Regions from separate parts of the Homo sapiens genome. Here region 2 is linked to region 1. The links are chromatin loops, found by intact Hi-C in ENCODE. Cell type or tissue: thyroid gland. All regions are shown on one strand. Links, peaks and the distances in the headings refer to the core of each region. The heading gives the core; the rest is flanking DNA.

Region 1 (10,816 bases), core at 1,122-9,121:
CAGCGCAATCTCAGCTCACTGCAACCTCTGCCTCCTGGGTTCAAGTGATTCTCCCGCCTCAGCTTCCCAAGTAGCTGAGATTACAGGTGCCTGCCACAACACCCAGCTAATTTTTGTACTTTTAGTAGAGACAGGGTTTTGCTATATTGGCCAGGCTGGTCTCAAACTCCTGATGTCAAGTGGTCCACCTGCCTTGGCCTCCCAAACTGCTGGTGTGTCCGGAATTGGTGGGTTCTTGGTCTCACTGACTTCAAGAATGAAGCTGTGGACCCTCGTGGTGAGTGTTACAGCTCTTAAGGTGGCACGTCTGGAGTTTGTTCCTTCTGATGTTCGGATGTGTTCGGAGTTTGTTCCTTCTGGTGGGTTCGTGGTCTCGCTGGCTCAGGAGTGAAGCTGCAGACCTTCCAGGTGAGTGTTAACAGCTCTTAAGGCGGCACGTCTGGAGTTGTTCGTTCCTCCCGGTGGGCTCGTGGTCTCGCTGGCTTCAGGAGTGAAGCTGCAGACCTTGGCGGTGAGTGTTACAGCTCATAAAAGCAGTGTGGACCCAAAGAGTGAGCAGTAGCAAGATTTATTGCAAAGAGCGAAAGAACAAAGCTTCCACAGTGTGGAAGGGGACCCAAGTGGTTTGCTACTGCTGGCTCCCGCAGCCTGCTTTTATTCTCTTATCTGGCCCCACCCACATCCTGCTGATTGGTAGAGCCCAGTGGTCTGTTTTGACAGGGCACTGATTGGTGCGTTTACAATCCCTGAGCTAGACACAAAGGTTCTCCACCTCCCCACCGGATTAGCTAGATATAGAGTGTGGACACAAAGGGTCTCCAAGGCCCCACCAGAGTAGCTAGATACAGAGTGTCGATTGGTGCGTTCACAAACCCTGAGCTAGACACAGGGTGCTGATTGGTGTGTTTACAAACCTTGAGCTAGGTACAGAGTGCCGATTGGTGTATTTACAATCCCTGAGCTAGACAAAAGGTTCGCCACGTCCCCACCAGACTCAACCCAGCTGGCTTCACCCACTGGATCGCGCACTGGGGCTGCAGGTGAAGCTGCCTGCCAGTCCTGCGCCCTGCGCCCGCTCTCCTCAGCCCTTGGGTGGTCGATGGGACTGGGTGCCGTGGAGCAGGGGGCGGCACTTATCGGGGAGACTCGGGCCCCACAGGAGCCCATGGAGGGGGTGGGAGGCTCAGGCATGGCGGGCTGCAGGTCCGGAGCCCTGCCCCGCGGGAAGGCAGCTAAGGCCCGGTGAGAAATCGAGCGCAGCGCCGGTGGGCTGGCACTGCTGGGGACGCAGTACACCCTCCGCAGCCGCTGGCCCGGGTGCTAAGCCCCTCATTGCCCAGGGCCGGCAGGGGCGGCCGGCAGCTGCGAGTGCAGGGCCCGCCAAGACCACGCCCACCCGGAACTCCAGCTGGCCTGTGGCGCGCAGCCCCAGTTCCCACCCGCGCCTCTCCCTCCACACCTCCCTGCAAGCTGAGGGAGCGGGCTCCGGCCTTGGCCAGCCCAGAAAGGGACTCCCACAGTGCAGCAGTGGGCTGAAGTGCTCCTCAAGTGCCGCCAAAGTGGGAGCCCAGGCAGAAGAGGCGCCCAGAGCGAGAGAGGGCTGTGAGGACTGCCAGCACACTGTCACCTCTCACTGGGATTACAGGCGTGAGCCACTGCGCCTGATCAGTTATGCTGTAAAGATTGAGAAAGTCTTGACCTGTTTCATACTGCTATAACAAAATACCTGACACTGGGAAATCTATAAAGAACAGAAATTTATTGCAGTTCTGGAGGCTGGGGCATCCAAGATCAAGGCACCAGCATCTGATGAGAGCCTTGCTGCGTTCTCACGTGGCAGAAGATAGAAGGGCAAAAGGGCAAAAACTCTCCTCACATTGCAGAAGAGCAGAATAGAGAGAACGCACTTCTGCAAGTCCTTTTTAGAACCACATTAATCTGTTCATGAGGGCAGAGCCCTCATGACCTAAGCACCTCCCATTTAGGCTTCACCCGTCAACACTGCTGCACTGGGATTAATTTTCCAACTCCTGAATTTTGGCGGACACATTCACACCATAGCAAACGATCATGAAGCCTCAACCCTAGTATGTGCCAGAACCACCCAAAGGATTTGTTACAAATGCAGGTTCCTGGGGACCGCCCCCGAGGGATTCTGATTTAACAGAACCTGAAAACCCGCATTCTTAATAAGCACCCCATGTGATTTCGGGTTGTGGATGTTCACTGGATCACACTTTGAGAAATGTCATGACTGTGACTTTAACAGACTTAAGGTTTGTCCTCAAGATTTTGTCTTGCAAACCTTTTGTTAGCCTTGGAATATAGTCAACAGCGATCGAGAAGGGAAATGAGGAGATCCACAGGTTCCCTCTCCAACATTAATGTCCATGTCAACTAGTAAAGCTTTGCATACTGCCCCTGAACTCTTTGCCCTGATGCTGGTTCTTCCTGATTTCTGAGGACAGATGGAAATCCTGACAAAAGTGAGAATGAGGACTGGAAACAGCAGATAGGATGATATGCATTCCTGGTCACTACTTGTTGTCCTCCACAGCCCTTGGCCTCAGTGCTAGCTGTCTTCCTGCCAACAGGATGATACAACCAACAAGTAGAAATGCTTGCGTGGCCTCTAATGAATTTTCAACAACATGATACAGATCAAAAGCTCTTCTGTACACTGATCATGTGGGTGAGTTCAGATTACACGTGGTTGCATTTTAATTCACTAAATTGAAAATTACATTTTATCTTTTGAAATATTTGTTCCCTTCAGTGAGTCATTCTAATAAATGTAACCTGAAGGCCAACCGATCCTTTCCTAATTTAGACGACTTAGAAGGTTTAGCCAATGTTGTTAATGTACTTCTTTTGAGGCAGTGTTCCCTCCAAGTTCAAGGAGAAATGAAGAAAAATATATCTTTTGAAAATAAGGTCTGGGGCGCCGTGGCTCATGACTATAATCCCAGCACTTCAGGAGGTTGAGGTGAGAGGATAGTTTGAACTCAGAAGGTCAAAACCAGCCTGAGCAACATGGTGAAATCTTGTCTCTAATTAAAAAAAAAATTAGCCAGGCATGGTAGCATGCACCTGTAGTCTCAGCAACTTGGGAGGCTGAGGCGGGACAATCACTTGAGCTCAGGAGGTTGAGGCTGCAGTGAGCTATGATCATGCCACTGCACTCCAGCCTGAGCAACAGAGTGAGACTCTGTCTTAAAATAAAAAAATAAGAAAAAGAAAAGAAAACATAACACATTTTTTTAAAATCAGGAAGATGTAATGTAAAAGAAACACATCAATAAACTTATTTTAGGAATCAAAGTGACTTCAAGTGGGAAGTCTCTAACCCTACCAGCAATGAGTCATGTGTGCCATGTTTGTACCAGATTATTTCTTCAATGACATTTAAAATTAAAAGCATTACCTGTGAATACAATATGATCCTTTTTCTTTTTTTTTACAATATGCTTCATATATATTTTAAGTGCTAAGACAAATACAAATGTATATGCCAAGAAAAGTCAACTCTGCTAAAATAAATAATATTTTTTATAGAATGCTAAAGGATAATCTGCAAATTAAATTTTGTTATTCAGAGGAAGCTTTTATATTTTAAAAAAGTCATTTATTTTTCAAAATCATCCCAGAAAGCAATTCTAGATAACATATAAGGTGACCAGCCATTCTAGATTTGTCTGAGGGTAAAGGATTTCCTAGGATGGTGGCTTTTAATGGTAAAACAGTGACAGTCCCGGGCAAAATGAGCCAGTTTTTCACTCTACACTCAAATAAGAGCTGGGGTTGGAGGGTAGATGGGTGTAGGGCTCCCAATTCTTTTGCCTGTGGGCATCTGTAGCTTTCCCCGTGACTCACACCAGGAGCCTGTTATGGGGAAAACACTGTGTGTAAGACAGACCAGGGCTTGTCCACACTGAGCTTCCAGCTTCCCTTCCACTGGGTGGGTCAGATTCAACACGTAAGCAAATAGGATGATTTTGGGTGGAGATAAGTGGTGGGAAGAAAACCAAGCCTGATGATGTGACCAATTAACAGATGGGTGGGTGGGTGGGCATTGGTTCAGAGCAGGTGTCCAGAAAAGGCCCCACTGAGGAGTGGCCTTTGCCCTAACATTTGTATAACGGGAAGGGGACAGTAAGGAAAAGCAGAGCAGGAGACACGGCAGGAGCTAGGCCACCGAGGATCCATGGGGTTTGGTGAAGTATCTGGATTTTATTTTAGATACAACAGGAAACCATTGAGGCCTGCTAAGCAGGAGGGTAATCTGATGTGGTTTGTGTTTTAATATGCAGTGGTGACTGGTTTGCATTCCTCATATGGCTTAATTGTATGGCTAAGATACACAGACAGTTTCAAAACACACAACCTTTCCTGTGACATGCCCACAGTAACCCACAGAAAATGCATGTCCTTAAAAGTGAATAATACAGTCTTTGCTATAGGGACACAAAGAAAAGCCTACTCTTACTAAGGAGATATTTACAACTCATGAGAAAGGGAAACCTAAGTGGTGTTTTTTGGGTAGTTTGAGAAAAGTTTGCACAGAGGCAGGAGATATTAAACTACAACAATCAACACTATCATTCTAAAGCCTTATATAAAACATATTTGGGATGAAATCTTGATCTTTTTACCTTATCTCCTTATCCTCTGCAATTCTGATAATAGCCACGAGAGGGCTTGCTACTCCTATTGTTTATAAACAGTAGCTCAAGATGGACTTTGCTTTTTGGCTGAGCATTTGTAGGCAGTGGTGTTCTTATTTTATTTTATTTTACTTTATTTTGAGATGGGATCTCACTGTCACCCACACTGGAGTGCAGTGGTGCAATCTGGGCTCACTGCAACCTCCGCCTCCCGGGCTCAAGCGATCCTCCCACCTTAGCCTCCCGAGTAGCTAGAACCACAGCCACTACTGCTGGCTATTTTTTTCTTTCTTTCTTTTTTTTTTTTTTGTAGAGACAGGGTTTCATGATGTTGCCCAGGATTCAAGCAGTCCACCCACCTTGGCCTCCCAGAGTGCTGGAATTACAGGCTGAGCCACCACGCCCGGCCTGCAGTGGTGTTCTAAGTGAATATTTAACAATGGGCTCTGGGAGGAGTGGAGGAAGCCCTAGTAGAATTGGCCAATTTCCTTGGTGTAAATACTCTTCCAGTGTCAGATTTCAAGCTACCAACTGTTTAGTAACAGGCTCACAGGATTTATAATAATTTAACCATGGGGGAAAACAGGTCTTCCTGGGCCAACTCCATCATGCCACTGGTTGTAGGGTGTGGGGAGTGAAATGGTGGTGATAGAAGAAGATAATTGGATTTTCTCAGGGAACAGTCATGAGAAGGAACAGATAACTAGAAAAGCATTATCCTGAGTGTTGGCTTGTCTCATTAGTAACTTTCAAACTAACAAATAAAATATTTTTAAAAATAGCTAACAGGAAGCAGGAAAAATAGAAAAATAAGAAGACACCTTCCTTTAATCCAGTTTTAAAGATACTCAGAAGAATATTATATATCCTTTCTAGGAATAAGTATTAATACTACTAAAATCTTTGAATCATGTGTACTTAATATAAATTTCTAAATAAATTTCTAAAGGTAGAACATTGTTTTAACTTGTTATGATTAGACTTATTTCATATTTTATGTTAGTTGCTTAGTAAGCAGTTGAATCCACACAAGGACTTCAGAGAATGGAATGTCTGTTTATTTTGGTATATTAAAAAATTTGTTTTTTGGTATAAATATGAAGTCTTCAGTATGCTGGATAAGAAGGAAAATCTACTAATTATTTGATTTTCTAATGATTTGACCCTGTAAACCGGGTATATGTGAAACTTAAAAGAAAAATTAAAATTAAAATTAAAAATTAAGAAACAAATATTGGGGCAAAAATAAAAAGAAGATATTAATTTTATTACTCACAAACCAACTTACTGAGAAGTGACATCAGTGAGAATAGGAGTTTTGAGTCCTTAGCCTTCCACAGACACACCAATTTTGGCAACTGCCCATTGCCAACAATACCTTTCTGGAAGCCTGGAAGTCCAGCAAAAAGGCTCCAGCACCCCATAGGAGCAAAAAATCTGAGACTAGCAATAGAAAAATGGGTAAGAAAAACAGTTTCACTTTACTTGCATCAACCTTCCCCCAAAGGCACAGCCCAGTGACAAGAGAGGCCCTCTTAGCCTGTGATTTCTCCTGCAGGGAAAGATGAAAGTGAAAGTGTAGTGTACTAGTACCTGGCTTCCCCAGCCATGTGGGAGGTGCACTTTCTTTTCACTCCACCCTAAACACTGAAGGGATTGGTACAGCTAAATAGTCTTTGAGTAGCTAGGAACAGGGAAAAGTGGTGGAAGCTCATAGCAACTGGAACATGGGACTTAGCAAAGGGCCACAGTTTCTACCAACCACCTTGCGAATTTCATCAAGAGGCTCACACACAAACCTTACAGAATGTGGACTATCCCCCCAACTAGCTCACATGTGCCCCCAGAACTCCGCACAACTTCCATAGCCAGTGCTCCCCATGCACTCCTACAGCCAGTGTACAAGTCTCTTCAGATCATGCAAGAACACCTGTAGATAGCCAGCTCAACTCTGCAGAATTAGGAGAAGGCACTTAACCTTGAACACCACAGGCCACTTGATGTGGTTTGACTGTTTCCCCACTGAAATCTCATCTTCAAGTTAGTTCCCATATCACCATGTATCTTGGGAGGGACCAGGTGGAGGTAATTGGATCATGGAGGCAGTTTCCGCCATGCTTTTCTTGTGATAGTGAGTCTCATGAGCTCTGATGTTTTTATAAGTGTCTGGCATTTCCCCTGCTGGCACTCATTCCTCTCCTGCTACCCTGTGAAGAGGTGCCTTCATCATGATTGTGGGTTTCCTAAGGCCTCCCCAGCAATGCAGAACTGTAAGTCAATCAAACCTCTTTCCTTTATAAATTACCCAGTCTCAGGTAAGTATTTCTTCATAGCAGTGTGAGAACAGATTAATACAGTAAATTGGTACCAAGGGTGGGTTGCTGCTATAAAGATACCCGAAAACGTGGAAGCAACTTTGGAACTGGGTAACAGGCAGAGAGTGGAACAGTTTGGAGGACTCAGAAGAAGACAGGAAGATGTGGGAAAGTGTAGAACTTTCTAAAGACTTGTCGAATGGTTTTGACCAAAATGCTGGTAGTGATATGGACAATGAAGTTCAGGTGAAGTGGTCTCAGATGGAGATGAAGAACCTCTTCAGAACTGGAGCAAGGGAGATTCTTGCTATGCTTTAGCAAAGAAAGTGGCAGCGTTTTTCCCTTGCCCTGGAGATCTGTGGAAATTTGAACTTGAGAGAGATGATTTAAGGTATCTGGCAGAAGAAATTGCTAAGCAGCAAAGCATTCAAGAGGAAGCAGAGCATAAAAGTTTGGAAAGTTTGTAGCCTGACAATGTGATAGGAAAGAAAAACCCATTTTCTGGGGAGAAATTCAAGCCAGCTGCAGAAATTTGCATAAGTAACAAGTCAAATGTTAATCACCAAGACAATGGGGAAAATGTCTCCAGGGCATGTCTGAGACCTTCATGGCAGCCCCTCCCATCACAGGCTCTGAGGCGTAGGAGGGAAAAATGCTTTCCTGGGCCAGGCCCAGGTACACACTGCTCTGTGCAGCCTCAGGACATGGTGCTCTGCATCCCAGCTGCTTCAGCTCCAGCCATGGCTAAAAGAGGCCAAGGTACAGCTTGAGCCATTGCTTCAGAGGGTGCAAGCACCAAGCCTTGGCAGCTTCCGCTTGGTGTTGAGCCTGTGGGTGCACAGAAGTCAAGAATTGAGGTTTGGGTACCTCCACCTAGATTTCAGAGGATATATGGAAATGCCTGGATGTCCAAGCAGAAGTGTGCTGTAGGGGTGGAACCCTCATGGAGAACTTCTGCTAGGGTAGTGCAGAAGGGAAATGTGGGGGTTGGAGCCCCACACAGAGTCCCCACTGCCTAGTGGAGCTGTGAGAAGAGGGCCACCATCCTCCAGACCCCAGAATGGTAGATCCACTGACAGCTTGCACCATGTACCTGGAAAAGCTGCAGGCACTCAACACCAGCCTGTGAAAGCAGCCAGGAGGTGGGGCTGTACTCTGCAAAGCCACAAGGGTGGAGCTTCCCAAAGCCATGGGAGCTCACCTCTTGCCTCAGTATGACCTGGATGTGAGTCAAAGGTGATCATTTTGTAACTTAAAGATTTAATGACTGCCCTATTGGATTTTGGACTTGCATGGGGCCTTTAGCCCCTTCGTTTTGGCCAATTTCTCTCATTTGGAATAAATGTATTTACCCAATGCCTGTACCGCATTGTATCTAGGAAGTAACTAACTTGCTTTTGACTTTACAGGCTCATAGGCAGAAGGGACTTGTTTCATCTCAGTTGAGACTTTGGACTTGGACTTTTTGGTTAATACTGGAATGAGTTAAGACTTTGGGGGACAGTTGGAAGGGCATGATTGTGTCTTGAAATGTGAGGATATGAGATTTGGGAGGGGTCAGGGGCAGAATGATATGGTTTGGCTGTGTCCCCACCCAAATCTCATCTTTATTTGTAGTTCCCATATCCCCACTTGTCATGGGAGGGACTAGGTAGAGGCAATTGGATCATGGGGGCAGTTTCCCCACGCTGTTCTCATGACAGTGAGTAAGGCCCAAGAGATGCGATGGTTTTATAAGCGACTGGCATTTCCCCTGCTGTTACTCATTCTCTCTCCCGCTGCCTTGTTAAGAGGTGTCTTCTGCCATGGTTGTGGGTTTCCTGAGGCCTCCCCAGCAATGCAGAACTGTGAGTCAATTAAACCTCTTTCATTTATAAATTACTCAATCTTGGGGATTTCTTCATAGCAGTATGAGAACAGACTAATAAACCACTGTACTTGGGAAAATAAACAGACAGCCCTCAGCACATGGCCTGGCTTTGTGAGATTGAGAGAAGACACACAGTCCTAACACTCCCCTTATCCTCCCTTCGCCAAGAGAAAGCAAGAGGACTGGAGTTGGCAGATCCATGGAAAAGGTCTGAGAGACTCCCTGAATCCCTAGCTGGGCTGACTGGTGAAGATTTTTCTTTCCCAAAGCCATTCAGTGGAAACTGGGGGAAATGCCTGCCTCTTCAAATATGAATGTAACAATACAAGACTTCAAGAAACACAAAAAGTTAAGGAAACACAACACTAAAAAAGAAACACAATACTTTTCCAGTAACCATTCCCAAAGAAATAGAGATCTACAAATTGCCTGACAAAATTTCAAGTAATTGTTTTTTAAAAGCTCAGCAGGCTACAAGAGAACACAAATAGAGAACACTACAAAACGAAGAAAACAATACATTAACAAAGCTGAAAGTTCTTTTTTTTTGAGATAGGGTCTTCCTCTGTTGCCTAGGCTGGAGTGAGTGGCACAATCATGGCTCACTGCAGCCTCAACATCCTAAGCTCAAGTGATCCTCCCACGTCAGCCTCCCTAGTAGCGGAGACAACATGTATGCACCACCATGTCTGGCTAATTTTTGTGTTTTTTGTAGGGATGGGGTTTCGCCATGTTGCCCAGGCTGGTCTCAAACTCCTGGCTCAAGCAATCTGCTTGCCTTGGCCTCCAAAAGTGCTGGAATTACATGCCTGAGCCACCATACTCAGCCTAGAAGTTCAACAAAGAGACATAAATCTTTAAAAATAACCAAACAGAAAATTTGGAGCTAAATAATGCAATGAATGAAATGAAGAATGCAATAGAGAGCTTCAACAGTAGACTCGATCAAACAGAAGAAAGAATCTGCGAACTTGAAGACAGGCTATTTGAAATTAGTCAGAGAAGAAAAAAGAAAAAAAATAGTGAAGAAAGCCTACAGAATTTACTGGACACCATCAAGTGAATTAATATATACATTATGGGATTCTCACAAGTAAAAGAGAAAGAGAAAGGAGAATAAAATGTATTTAAAAAAATAATGGCTGAAAACTTCCCAAATTTTGGGAGGGAAATGGACATCCAGATTCATGAAGCTAAAAGCTCTTCAAATAAGATCAACCCAAAGAAGATTATACTGAGTCACATTATAATCCAATTATCAAAAGATAAAGACAAAGAGAGAATTTTGAAAACAGCAGGAGAAAAGTGACTCATCACATACAAGGGAAACTTCTTGAGCCTATTACCAGACTTCTGAGCAAAAATTTTGCAGGCCAGGAAAGAATGGGATGGTATATTCAAAGTGTTGAAAGAAAAAACTGCCAACTACGAATATTATGTCTAGGAAAGTTGTCTTTCATAAATGAAGGAGAGATAAAGACTTTCCTAAACAAAAGTTGTGGGAATTCATCACCATTATATCTTCCTTACAGGAAATACTAAAGGAAAATTTTTAAGTTGAAATGAAAGGATGCTAATTAGTAACATGAAAACATATGAAAGTATAAAAATCACTGGTAAAGGTAAGTATATAGTCAAATTCAGAATACTTTAATACTATAATGGTGGTTCATAAATCACTTTTGACTATAGCATAAAAGTTAAAAGACAAAAGTAGTAAAAAAAATTAAGCTACAATAACATTATAGATATGCAATATGAAGAGGTATAAATTGGGATGTCAATAACATAAAATGTGAGGATGAAAGGAAGTAAAATATAGATTTTTTTTTGTATTGCAGTTAAATTGTTATCAGCTTATAACTATAAGATGTTTTATGTAAGCCTCATGGTAACCACATAGAAAAAATCTCTGGTAGATACACAAAAGATAAAAAGGAAGGAATTACAGCATACCACAACAAAAA
Region 2 (10,816 bases), core at 1,349-9,348, 680 kb after region 1:
CCTTTACCATTATGTAATGGTCTTCTTTGTCTCTTTTGATTTTTGTTGGTTTAAAGTCCGTTTTATCAGAGACTAGGATTGCAACCCCTGCTTTTTTTTTGCTTTCCATTTGCTTGGTAGATCTTCCTCCATTCCTTTATTTGGAGCCTATGTGTGTCTTTGCACATGAGATAGGTCTCCTGAATACAGCACACTGATGGGTCTTGAGTATCCAATTTGCCAGTTTGTGTCTTTTAATTGGGGTATTTAGCCCATTTACATTTAAGGTTAATATTGTTATGTGTGAATTTGATCCTGTCATTATGATGTCAGCTGGTTATTTTGCCCATCAGTTGATGCAGTTTCTTTATAGCATCGATGGTCTTTACAATTTGGCATGTTTTTGCAGTGGCTGGTACTGGTTGTTCCTTTCCATGTTTAGTGCTTCCTTCAGGAGCTCTTGTATGGCAGACCTGGTGGTGACAAAATCTCTCAGCATTTTCTTGTCTGTAAAGGATTTTATTTCTCCTTCACTTATGAAGCTTAGTTTGGCTGGATATGAAATTCTGGGTTGAAAATTCTTTTCTTTAAGAATGTTGAATATTGGCCCCCACTCTCTTCTGTCTTGTGGAGTTTCTGCCAAGAGATCCACTGTTAGCCTGATGGGCTTCCCTTTGTGGGTAACCCGACCTTTCTCTCTGGCTGCCTTTAACATTTTTTCCTTCATTTCAACTTTGCTGAATCTGACAATTATGTGTCTTGGGGTTACTCTTCTCGAGGAGTATCTTTGTCGTGTCCTCTGTATTTCTGAATTTGAATGTTGGCCTGCTTTGCTAGGTTGGGGAAGTTCTCCTGGATAATATCCTGAAGAGTGTTTTCCAACTTAGTTTCATTCTCCCCGTCACTTTCAGGTACACCAATTAAACATAGATTTGGTCTTTTCACATAGTCCCATATTTCTTGGAGGCTTTGTTCATTTCTTTTTACTCTTTTTTCTCTAAACTTGTTTTCTTGCTTTATTTCATTAATTTGATCTTCAATCACTGATATCCTTTCTTCCACTTGATCGAATCAGCTATTGAAGCTTGTGCATGCGTCACGTAGTTCTCATGCCATGGTTTTCAGCTCCATCAGGTCATTTAAGGTCTTCTCTACATAGTTTATTCTAGTTAGACATTCTTCTAACCTTTTTTAAGGTTTGTAGCTTCCTTGCAATGGTTTAGAACATGCTCCTTTAGCTCAAAGAAGTTTGTTATTACCGACCTTCTGAAGCCTACTTCTGTCAACTCATCAAAGTCATTCTCCATCCCACTTTGTTCCGTTGCTGGTGAGGAGCTGCAGTCCTTTGGAGGAGAAGAGGTCCTCTGGTTTTCAGAATTTTCAGCTTTTCTGCTCTGGTTTCTCCCCATCTTTGTGGTTTTATCTACCTTTGGTCTTTGATGTTGGTGACCTACAGATGAGGTTTTGGTGTGGATGTATTTTTTGTTGATGTTGATGCTATTCCTTTGTATGTTAGTTTTCCTTCAAACAGTCAAGTCCCTCAGCTGCAGGTCTGTTGGAGTTTGCTGGAGGTCCACTCCAGACCCTGTTTGCTTGGGTATCACCAGCAGAGGCTGCAGAACAGCAAATATTGCAGAACAGCAAATATTGCTGCCTGATCCTTCCTCTGGAAGCTTTGTCCCAGAGGGGCACCCGCCTGTATGAGGTGTCTGTTGGCCCCTACTGGGCAGTGTCTCCCAGTTAGGCTACACAGGCATCAGGGACCCACTTGAGGAGGCAGTCTGTTTGTTGTCAGTGCTCAAACGCCATGCTGGAAGAACCACTGCTCTTTTCAGAGCTGTCAGACAGGAACGTTTAAGTCTGCAGAAGTTTCTGCTCCATTTTGTTCAGCTATGACCTACCCCCAGAGGTGGAGTCTATAGAGGCAGTAGGCCTTGCTGAGCTGCAGTGGGCTCCACCTAGTTAGAGCTTCCTGGCCGCTTTGCTTACCTACTCAAGCCTCAGCAATGGTGGATGCCCCTCCCCCTGCCAGGCTGCAGCCTCACAGGTTGACCTCAGACTGTTGCACTAGCAGTAAGCAAGGCTCCCTGGGCATGGGACCCACCCAGCCAGGCACGGGAGAGAATCTGCTGGTCTGCCAGTTGCTAAGATCATGGGAAAAGCACAGTATTTGGGCGGAAATGTCCCGTTTTTCCAGGTACAGTCTGTCACAGCTTCCCTTGGCTAGGAAAGGGAAATCCCCCAGCCCCTTGCACTTCCCGGGTAAGGCAATGCCCCCACCTGCTTCAGCTGGCCTTCTGTGGGCTGCACCCACTTTCCAACCAGTCCCAATGAGATGAACCAGTACCTCAGTTGGAAATGCAGAAATCACCTGTCTTCTGTGTCAATCATGCTGGGAGCTGCAGACCGGAGTTGTTCCTACTCGGCCATCTTGGAATGGAGGGTGAAGCATCTTTTATTCTAATGAGGCAACTCTTGGTGGCTTCCTAGATATCTTGAGGATTGGAGCTAGTGGCCAAAAAGACCAAGCCTTCATTAGAAACTTGGAACTTTGTCCCCACCCCTGACCTTTAGGGAGGAAGGAAAGGCTGGAGGGTGAGTTAATAACTAATAGCCAATGATTTAATCAGTTGTGCCTATGTAATGGAGCCTCCATAAAAACAAATTATGGGGTTCAGAAAGCTTCAGGGCTGGTGGATACATGGAGATGGTGAGAGGATGAGATGCCCAAACAGGGCATGGAAGTTCCCTGCCCTTCCCGCATACCTTGCCCTATGTCTCTCTTCCTTCAGGCTGCTCCTGAGTTGTAACCTTTATAATTAACTGGTAACAGTAAGTGAAGCACTTTTCTAAGTTCTGCAAGTCATTCTACCAAGTTATTAAACCTGAATGGGGGTGTGGGAACCCCAATTTTGTAGCTAAAGTAGACAGAAGTGTAGGCAAACTGAGGACCTGGTTCTTGCAACTGGAGTCTGAACTGGGGGCTATCTCGTGGGACTGAGCCCTTAAACCTGTGGGGTCAGCTAACTCCAGGTAGTTCATGTCAGAATTATGGAGTCTTCATTAGGGAAAGGGCTAGTGGGACCAAGGGAAAACAAAAAGAGGAAACAGATAAGCTCTAAGTCTGCCTTTCTTCATGGTCCAGGACACATGGCCCTCCTGTGCAAATAACTCACGATCTTCCTGTGCCCAACTGTCACCGGATACCTGCAAGCGAGTTCACTGGAACCTCATCATTTTCAGCACTGCACAAACCCTTCTTCAGCTTATAGCATAAACACTATTCTATAAAATCCCCACCAAGCCTTTGTCTCCTTGCAGTCAGCTCCTCTCTTGCTGATTCTGTCTGTTGCTTTCTTACAACGTATTTTCCTACTTCCTCTAATAAATCTGCCTTTCTTTGCCTACCACTGTCTTGATAAATTATTTTACCCCTGCACCACCGGCCCAGGCAGTCACTGCTCACCCACAACAAAAATAGGACTGAGTTACTGGACACCCAGTTTGTGTTTGGAGAGTTGCAGAACCCTTGGTCGTTGGTGTGGAAAAAACCAACACACTGGTGTGAGTCAGAAGTGTTGTGAATTAAAAAAGACCTGTGTGTGTGTGTGTGTGTGTGTGTGTTTACAATTGCATCTCTATCTACAGAGAGAAGGAATGATGAGGCAAATATGGTAAAATGTGAAAAATTGGAGAATCTGGCTGAAGGGTGTCAGGAGCTCTTTCTATGCTTTTTGTAATTCTGGAAAAAATGCTGTTTTGTTAGTGTCCTTTGTGCCGCATGACACACTGCTCCGTCTCATGGAAGGAACCACCTCTTTCACCCAGTTTTTCCACTGGCAATGACTTTGTATTCTTCAAATTTAATTTGAACACATTATACCAGGTGTATATATACCAGGATATGTAGGTGTAATAGTTCTCAACGCTGTGTAACAAATTATCACACACTTATGATTTAAAACAACACTTCACCAGCTCACAGGTCTGTGGCTCAGAATTTTGCAATGGCATGGCTGGGTTCTCTACTCAGAGTCACACAAACATAAAATCAAGATGTTGACAGGCTGAGTCTTCCTCTGAAGGCTCTAGGTAAATATTTGCTTCCCAGCTCATTATTCTTGTGTCAGAATCCAGTTCCTTGTAGCCATGGGCCTAGGGTACATGTCTCCTCACTGACTGACTACAGGCACTCTGCTGTCTTCTAGGCCAGCAGAGCCAGAGAAGGGTTTATGTGACTAGGTTAGCCGACAGGAGAGTCTCCCTATCTGAGGTCAAACATACTGCGTAACCTAACCTAATCACAAGAGTAAAATTTGTCACAAAAGACATTAAGTGAAAATTCATAGTCCCAGGATGTGCATGATCTTCAGGGATGTCTTATGATTCTGCCTACCACATATTTCTATTGATAAGAACTTAACATATTTTACAAATCACAAACCAAACTGTAATGGATTAGTCAATACTTGCTGCTAGGAAAATTATTGATCTTATTGAGGGAAAATAAATCAGCTTTCTAGTCTAACTTCATGTTACATATCAAGATAAATGTTGAATGGATTAAAAGGTGAAATATAAATCTGAAATCATAGAAGTATTAGAAAAACTGTAGGTGAATAGTTACCTTTCTTTTGCATAGGGGTAGGAGATTTTGCATAAAAAATAGCAAAAAAACTAATAGAACTGAAATTACTATAAACAAAATTAAATAATGCAGTAAGCAAAAGGGGAAATGTTGACATCAAATAGGAGAAAGTTTATTTATAATATTTCAAGAACTCACAAATTTGGTGAGAAAACCCTAATTGTAAAATAGGCCAGGTGTGGTGGCTCATGCTTGTAATCCCAAGACTTTGGGAGGCTGAGACAGGAGGATTGCTTGAGCCCAGAAGTTCAAGACCTGCCTGGTCAACATGGCAAAACCCTGTCTCTACTAAAAATACAAAAATTAGCTAGGCATGGTGGTGCACACCTGTAGTCCCAGCTACTCAGGAGGCTGAAATGGGAGAATCACTTTAGCTCAGGAAAGCAGAGGTTGCAGTAAGCCGAGATGGTGCCACTGCACTCCAGCCTGGTCAACAGAGCAAGACCCTGTCTCAAAGAAAAAGAAAAGAAAAGAAAAAAATAAACAAGAGACAGAACCTTCAAAAAAGAAGAAACAAATATGCAAACAAGTGCCTGTATGAATGTTTGCGCTCACAGTCATTAAAGAAGTTCAGATTTGAGCCACACTGGAATGGCATGTTTTACCCAAGAAATTGTAAACATTGAAAATGCTAGCAGTCTATGACAGCAAGGATGGCATAGGAAGCCCACTCCACTCACTCTACTATTGTTGAAATTGAGAATTGGGACAACATATCTGAAAATGAGAATTTAACAATGTGTATCAAGAAATTAAAAATTATTTAAATCTCTGACCTAGTCGTTCCACTTCTAAAAGTATATGCAAGGGAAATTAAATGAAAAAGAGACAAAATTATATCCACACAGTGATGACAAGAGTGCTGTTTCTAATGGTCAAAAAATGGGAACAGCCTAAAAATCCAACAGTAAACTATGATTTGGAGACGGAGTATTATGTAGCCATCAAAAAAGAGTTTGTGAATAATTTTTATGGAAAAGGGCTTTTTGAAAGCATAAACTTTTGAGAAAGACTGAAAAGAAAAGCAAAATATTAACTGTGGTGTCTGTGGAAATATGGTTTGGTTTCATTTCCTGCACTCTGCAAAATTTTCTCTCGGGGTATTCTTAACCTGGAGTTATGGGCCCCCTGGTGGTGAAGGGGATCTATAAAAACCCTCAACAATCGTATATTGGGTGTATGTGCAATTTTCCCACATATAAAACAAGCCCTTGAAATGAAATTATGTGGGCTCTAACCACCAAGAAAGCTGAGTCATTTTTTTCCTCAAGAAAGCAAAGACCCTGAGGACCTACACGTTCTCTTCCCCAGCACAGCCTACCATTTCCAGGGGCAAAAGAGAACCACGGTGCCCCACAAATCCCACCTGCCAAGAATCTGTCCCAGGCAGTGTCTCTAGAGCTTCTGGGCAGGTGGAGGAGGCTGCAGGGAGCTGCAAAGAAAAACCAACTTTCCATTTGGCATTTGCAAAGCCTTGACACAGAACCAGGTTTGTCTTTGTTTTTTGCTTGTTTTTTTGTTTCTTTGTTAGCTTTTGCACCTTTTTGTAGGTGCATTTTTTTTCAAAGGCAGAGAATTTCCTTGCTCATTCCCCTTGTCTGCCTGAAAGATGCAGATGGAATGTGTACCTGTATCCCCAGTGGAGATTCGTTCAGAGTCCTGAGCCTGCAGAATTACCTGCACTTGTTCCTGCTTCACGAAATCACAAGAATAAAAATGTTAGCAATCTCATCTTTGTCTGTGAATCAGTTACTCTGAGAGTGTCTTAGGCAAAGGCTTTTGGAATTCCCTTTTGCCCTAGAAGCCTGACCTGCAGAGGTGTGCACCCCACACTCACCATTGTTGCTCCTGCTGAGCTGCCTGCCCTGGGCTTGAACGACCAGAGGCTGAATGACCAGACAAATCAATAAGATCCAATGGGCCGAGGTGACACATAGCCCCCAGTGCCAGTCTACAGGCTCTGCACAGATGCCGATAGGTCATTTTTAATCATGATTTTCGATTTTTCAACCCCAGAATGCCTTATACACCCAAGTCTCACCGTGCGGATTCCCTTCTTTAGAAATTACAGCGCTGCATGGAAAGAGGCTGCCGGCAGGCTTGTGCTGCCTGGGTCAGCGTCCTCCATGTGCCACTGATCAGGGCTGAGAAGGCTTCGCAGAGCGCATCTCGGTGTCTTTCCAAAAGCCCAAAACTCTGTATTATGTGGCATCCTCAGACTGGTCTAGGAGAGCCCAGAGCTCCCCAGCTCCTCCTGAGATCAGCTTTTCGGGGGTTGAGAGGGAAAACACAACACTGAAACACGCACACAACTGACAATAATATCCTTCCTCTGCTGGCAGCCGAGTCCTGAGAATGAGTTTGAATAGTTTGGGAATGCCCCGGCCCACTGACCTTTCACCCAGCCGCAGATGGTAGACTTTTATTTTTATTTTTACCAACTCTTGCTCCTGCTCCTGATCCCTTAAGGTTTGAACTCTGTCCTACATGTTGTTCCCCTCTGTGTGCCCATTGCTGCAGGTTCATTATACAGGTAAACTCGTGCACAGGGGTTTGGTATACAGGTTATTTTGTCACCCAGGTACTAAGCATAGAACCCACCAGTGATTTTTTTGTAATCCAGCCCTAAACCTAAAATAAAAGTTGAAAAAAAAAACACAAAAAACTACCTATCAGGTACTATGCTCACTGCCTGGGTGATGATATCATGGTAGTACTCACCCCCAAACCTCAGCAACATGCAATTTATCCATGTAACAAACCCACATACATGCTCCCTGAACCTAAAAACATAAAATAAAATAAAAAAATAAAAGAACCCTGTCCTACATGGATAGAAATTATTTCAAAACATACCTCAAAAATGCCAGGACCTCATGCTCATTTGCCACTTGGTTAAGTCACAGTTATCCTATGTGACTGTTAGATGAGTTTCCTTCAAACGTGAGCCCTCTTCTTAACAGAGAGTTGTTCCTGACTTGGAAACTCTGCTTTTCAGTGGACCATAAGGTGCCCCTCACTCATTGCAAAGCGCAGGGAGGTTCTTGAGCTCTCCTGGCTGGAACACAGCAGGCAATTTCCTCCGTGAAGCTTAACTTTTATTTTATATAAAAACAGATAAATTGTATGTACAACATATAATTTTTAACTTACAACAAAGTATAGCTACATAATTTTATAGTGGGGTTTTGTGATGACACATTAGGTCAAAGTAAAGAGCACAAAGTTGAACTACAATGCCGCCAGTTGCAACGCTGCCCACACGAAGGGAGCTGGTCCACAGTCATATGTATGGCACGTTCGTGTCCTCACAGCAACGACACAGCTTCTGAGCTCCATCCTCTGCCTGGAACCAAGCAAGTCTATTTTGCTGCTAATAGTAAGGCCCATCTCAATTTCAGAATTTGTGTTAAAGAATGAAAGAATTCTGTGTTGAGACTCAACAAAATACTGTTGTCGAAATGTGCGCAGCTGCTGCAGGGTCCTCATTCACTGGCCTTGCCAGGAAGCCACAGAGTCGGCAGGCAGAAAACGATGCCCACATTGAGTGGAGAATTTCTGTTTCTAATGAAATCTTCCACGCAGTTGATGGCCTGCATACCCTGGCCTATTTTCCACAGCAAACAGAGTCCTTCCAAAAGATTCATCAACTTAGCAGCATGCATTACATATACACACGATAGACCCTTTCCCCCTCCATTACTGCCTCTCAGCTGACTGCATTTGGCCTGAGACAACTTCATGGCTAGAAAAATCAATAGTGTGGAGGGCAGCCACGCCTTGCCAGTGGATCCATTATCTGTCTCTTTCCTATCTCCATTAATAGAGGGAAATGTTTTCTTAGTGTTATGCGAATTAGAGAAAGAAGCAGTGTCTGCCACAGAATATTGTATTTGTTGAAATTGCCTCTTTGGTGGAAATTTGCCATAAAGTATGTCTGACCAAAGGCTAAAATCACCCAATATTCCTGATTCACTTTCCCTCTTCCTGCTCCCAAGAGAGCATCGGCATTGGAGGTGCATGCTCTCCAGGGGACATGGATGAGAGTGAGGCAGGATATTTTCTTGACCCTTTTGCAGGACTCACGAGAAGGGTGCCCCTTTTACTCAGCTGACCATGCTCAACCCCTCGCAGGAGGGAGCACATGAGCGAACCAGTGCAGGAACCAGCCCGCCAATTCTGGCTTCTGTGCAGACAAGAGCAAACTCGGTTTACTCCAGCCCACCACACTCCATTTCTTGCCAGAGGGAGCGAGTAGGCAAGCCAATGCAGGAACCAGCTGGCCATTTTGGCGCCAGCAGAGAAAACTCAGTGCAGGCCCTGCGTCAGCATCCAGGTGGGGGCGCCTGCGATCCCAAGGCCCCAGAGGGCATGTTGCAATACTTAGTTCTACTGTCCACAGACAGCAGTGTGTTATCAGCTCAGTGGGCCTTTTGTCTCGCTGCGTGGGGCAGCTGCCCTCCACCAGTGAGGGCAAAGGGCCAGTGTGACAGCCTTTTTGGTACCCACATTTGGTAGGTCTTGAATTCTTGTCCAGTTCCAAGAAGAATGCGGTCACATGAACAAATTGAAGGATGATGAATGTGGAAATTTTATTGAGTGATGAGAGTGGCTCTCAGCAGAGAGTGGAACTGGAAAGGGGATGGAAAGGACAGGTCACTCTCCCCTGAAGTCAAGCAGCCTCTCTGCCTCCCTCCTCTGAAATCAAGTTGCCTCTCTCTGAAGTACAGCTGCTTCTCTCTACCAGCTAAATCTGGGGTCCTTATAAGCACAGGATGGGGGGTGGGGCAGGCCATAAGTAGTTTTGGAAAAGGCAACATTCAAATGGAAAAAACACATTACTCAGAAAAAACTAATAGGGAGAGAGTAGGCAAAGAGGGACGGAAGTTCTCACTTTAAGCCGTGGGTGTCAGGCTTTTTGGCTTGAAAGTGGGGCTTCACCAGGGACCAACTCCTGTCTGTCTAGAGTTTCTCTGCCTCCTGCCTCTATCAAGAGGAAATAGTAAAAATAAGTGAGGTGACAGCCATGCCCTATTCCAAGTGTCAATGTACAGTGGGGCACAGGCAAGGCAGTGGGGCCAGTGGCTCCCTGCTGGGCCTTGTCCTCAGATGGGCACAGTGGGTGGCTCGCAAGAAATTTGAGAGGTCTTCCCCACTGCCTTGCATTGATTCTGGAGCCTGTGTGTGCCAGCCCTCTGATCCCTGCAGGGCCACCCTCCCTGAAAGCATCTAGAACAGGGGTGATGCTGGGGTTGCCCCACACCACGCTCAGCCCTGCCCTCAGCCAGGCTCACCCCAGGGGGACAGGGTATGTGAGAGGCGTGTCTACACACCCCTACACAAGGCCAGGCCAGTGGGGACTTCTGGAGGCATCACAGGTGTGCATGTGGCAAGGGGCACATTTAAAGCTGGTTTCTAGTTCCTGCAGAGAAGAGGAAACTGGAGCCTCTCCCCTGTACCCTGTGTGTGCACAGCCCCATTTTCAACCTTGCTTACCAACCTTGGCACCATCCCTGGGAACGTTCCAGTTTTTAAGCTTCTCTGCTCCTCTGTTTAACTCTGGCCCTCTTGTCACACCAGAGCAAATCCTGGGACACAAAAGTATCCTAGCAGGACATGGGGTCAACAGAAAAGGCTACGGAGTGGTAGAACAAACTAAGATTTGGAGCCCAAGTTCAGTTTCCCTTGAGGTTTCTCCATGGAACCAAGTGAAAATGATACCCCCCACCCCTCCGCTCACACTGTTCCAGCGTGGACACACACACCACAATCTGCCATGAGCAAAGGAGAATTCTGGGCAGCACAAGCTATTGTGGCTAAATCCAGAATTAGGGTCCATTTTCCCCTTGCCCACAGCTGGTTGCCTTCTCTGCTCATGCATAGAGCAGACACTGAGGCCCAGGGCACCCTGCCCCACAGCCCAGCAGGGCAGACAGAGGCAGATCAAATCTCTCTTTCCTTTGTGTGATGTTCTTGGGTATCTTTTCCCACTATTTTCTGTGGGCAGAAAAGGGATGGTATAGAAATGTGTCATCTCCCACCCACAAGACCTCCACAGTCAGGAGAGAGGTAAGGATTGTTCTGCCAGCTCCTATTCACTTTATTCATTATTGAAGACTTTAAAGACGAGGTAATGAGACAACCTGGACCCTGTTGAAGTATATCAATAGTAGAATTTTTAAAAACAGA

The links. A loop is a pair of places that touch in the nucleus more often than their neighbours do. Peaks named below come from ENCODE experiments on the same cell type or tissue, not always from the same donor. Only the 100,000 strongest peaks of a DNase experiment are listed, where the experiment ranks them.
Region 2: it touches region 1 in a loop (8-fold over the local background); 52 of 110 quality-filtered maps call a loop at or near these places.

What each region holds. Positions count from the first base shown.
Region 1 is chr9:89,273,067-89,283,882 of GRCh38, reverse strand. It overlaps LOC105376136 (a long non-coding RNA gene), which reads left to right. Exons shown (of 3, transcript XR_930101.4): 3 at 1-3,436. Among named protein-coding and RNA genes, the nearest start is that of CKS2, 33 kb to the left of the region's middle. RefSeq lists an enhancer at 1,314-1,832. In thyroid gland, for the core only: a CTCF peak has its summit at 4,685; DNase peaks (open chromatin) are centred at 1,542 and 6,202; H3K4me3 peaks cover 595 bases; H3K27ac peaks cover 1,925 bases.
Region 2 is chr9:88,588,926-88,599,741 of GRCh38, reverse strand. No RefSeq gene overlaps it. Among named protein-coding and RNA genes, the nearest start is that of LINC02843, 58 kb to the left of the region's middle. RefSeq lists enhancers at 5,682-5,841, 9,839-10,344. In thyroid gland, for the core only: a CTCF peak has its summit at 5,751 (motif pointing left); a DNase peak (open chromatin) is centred at 5,751.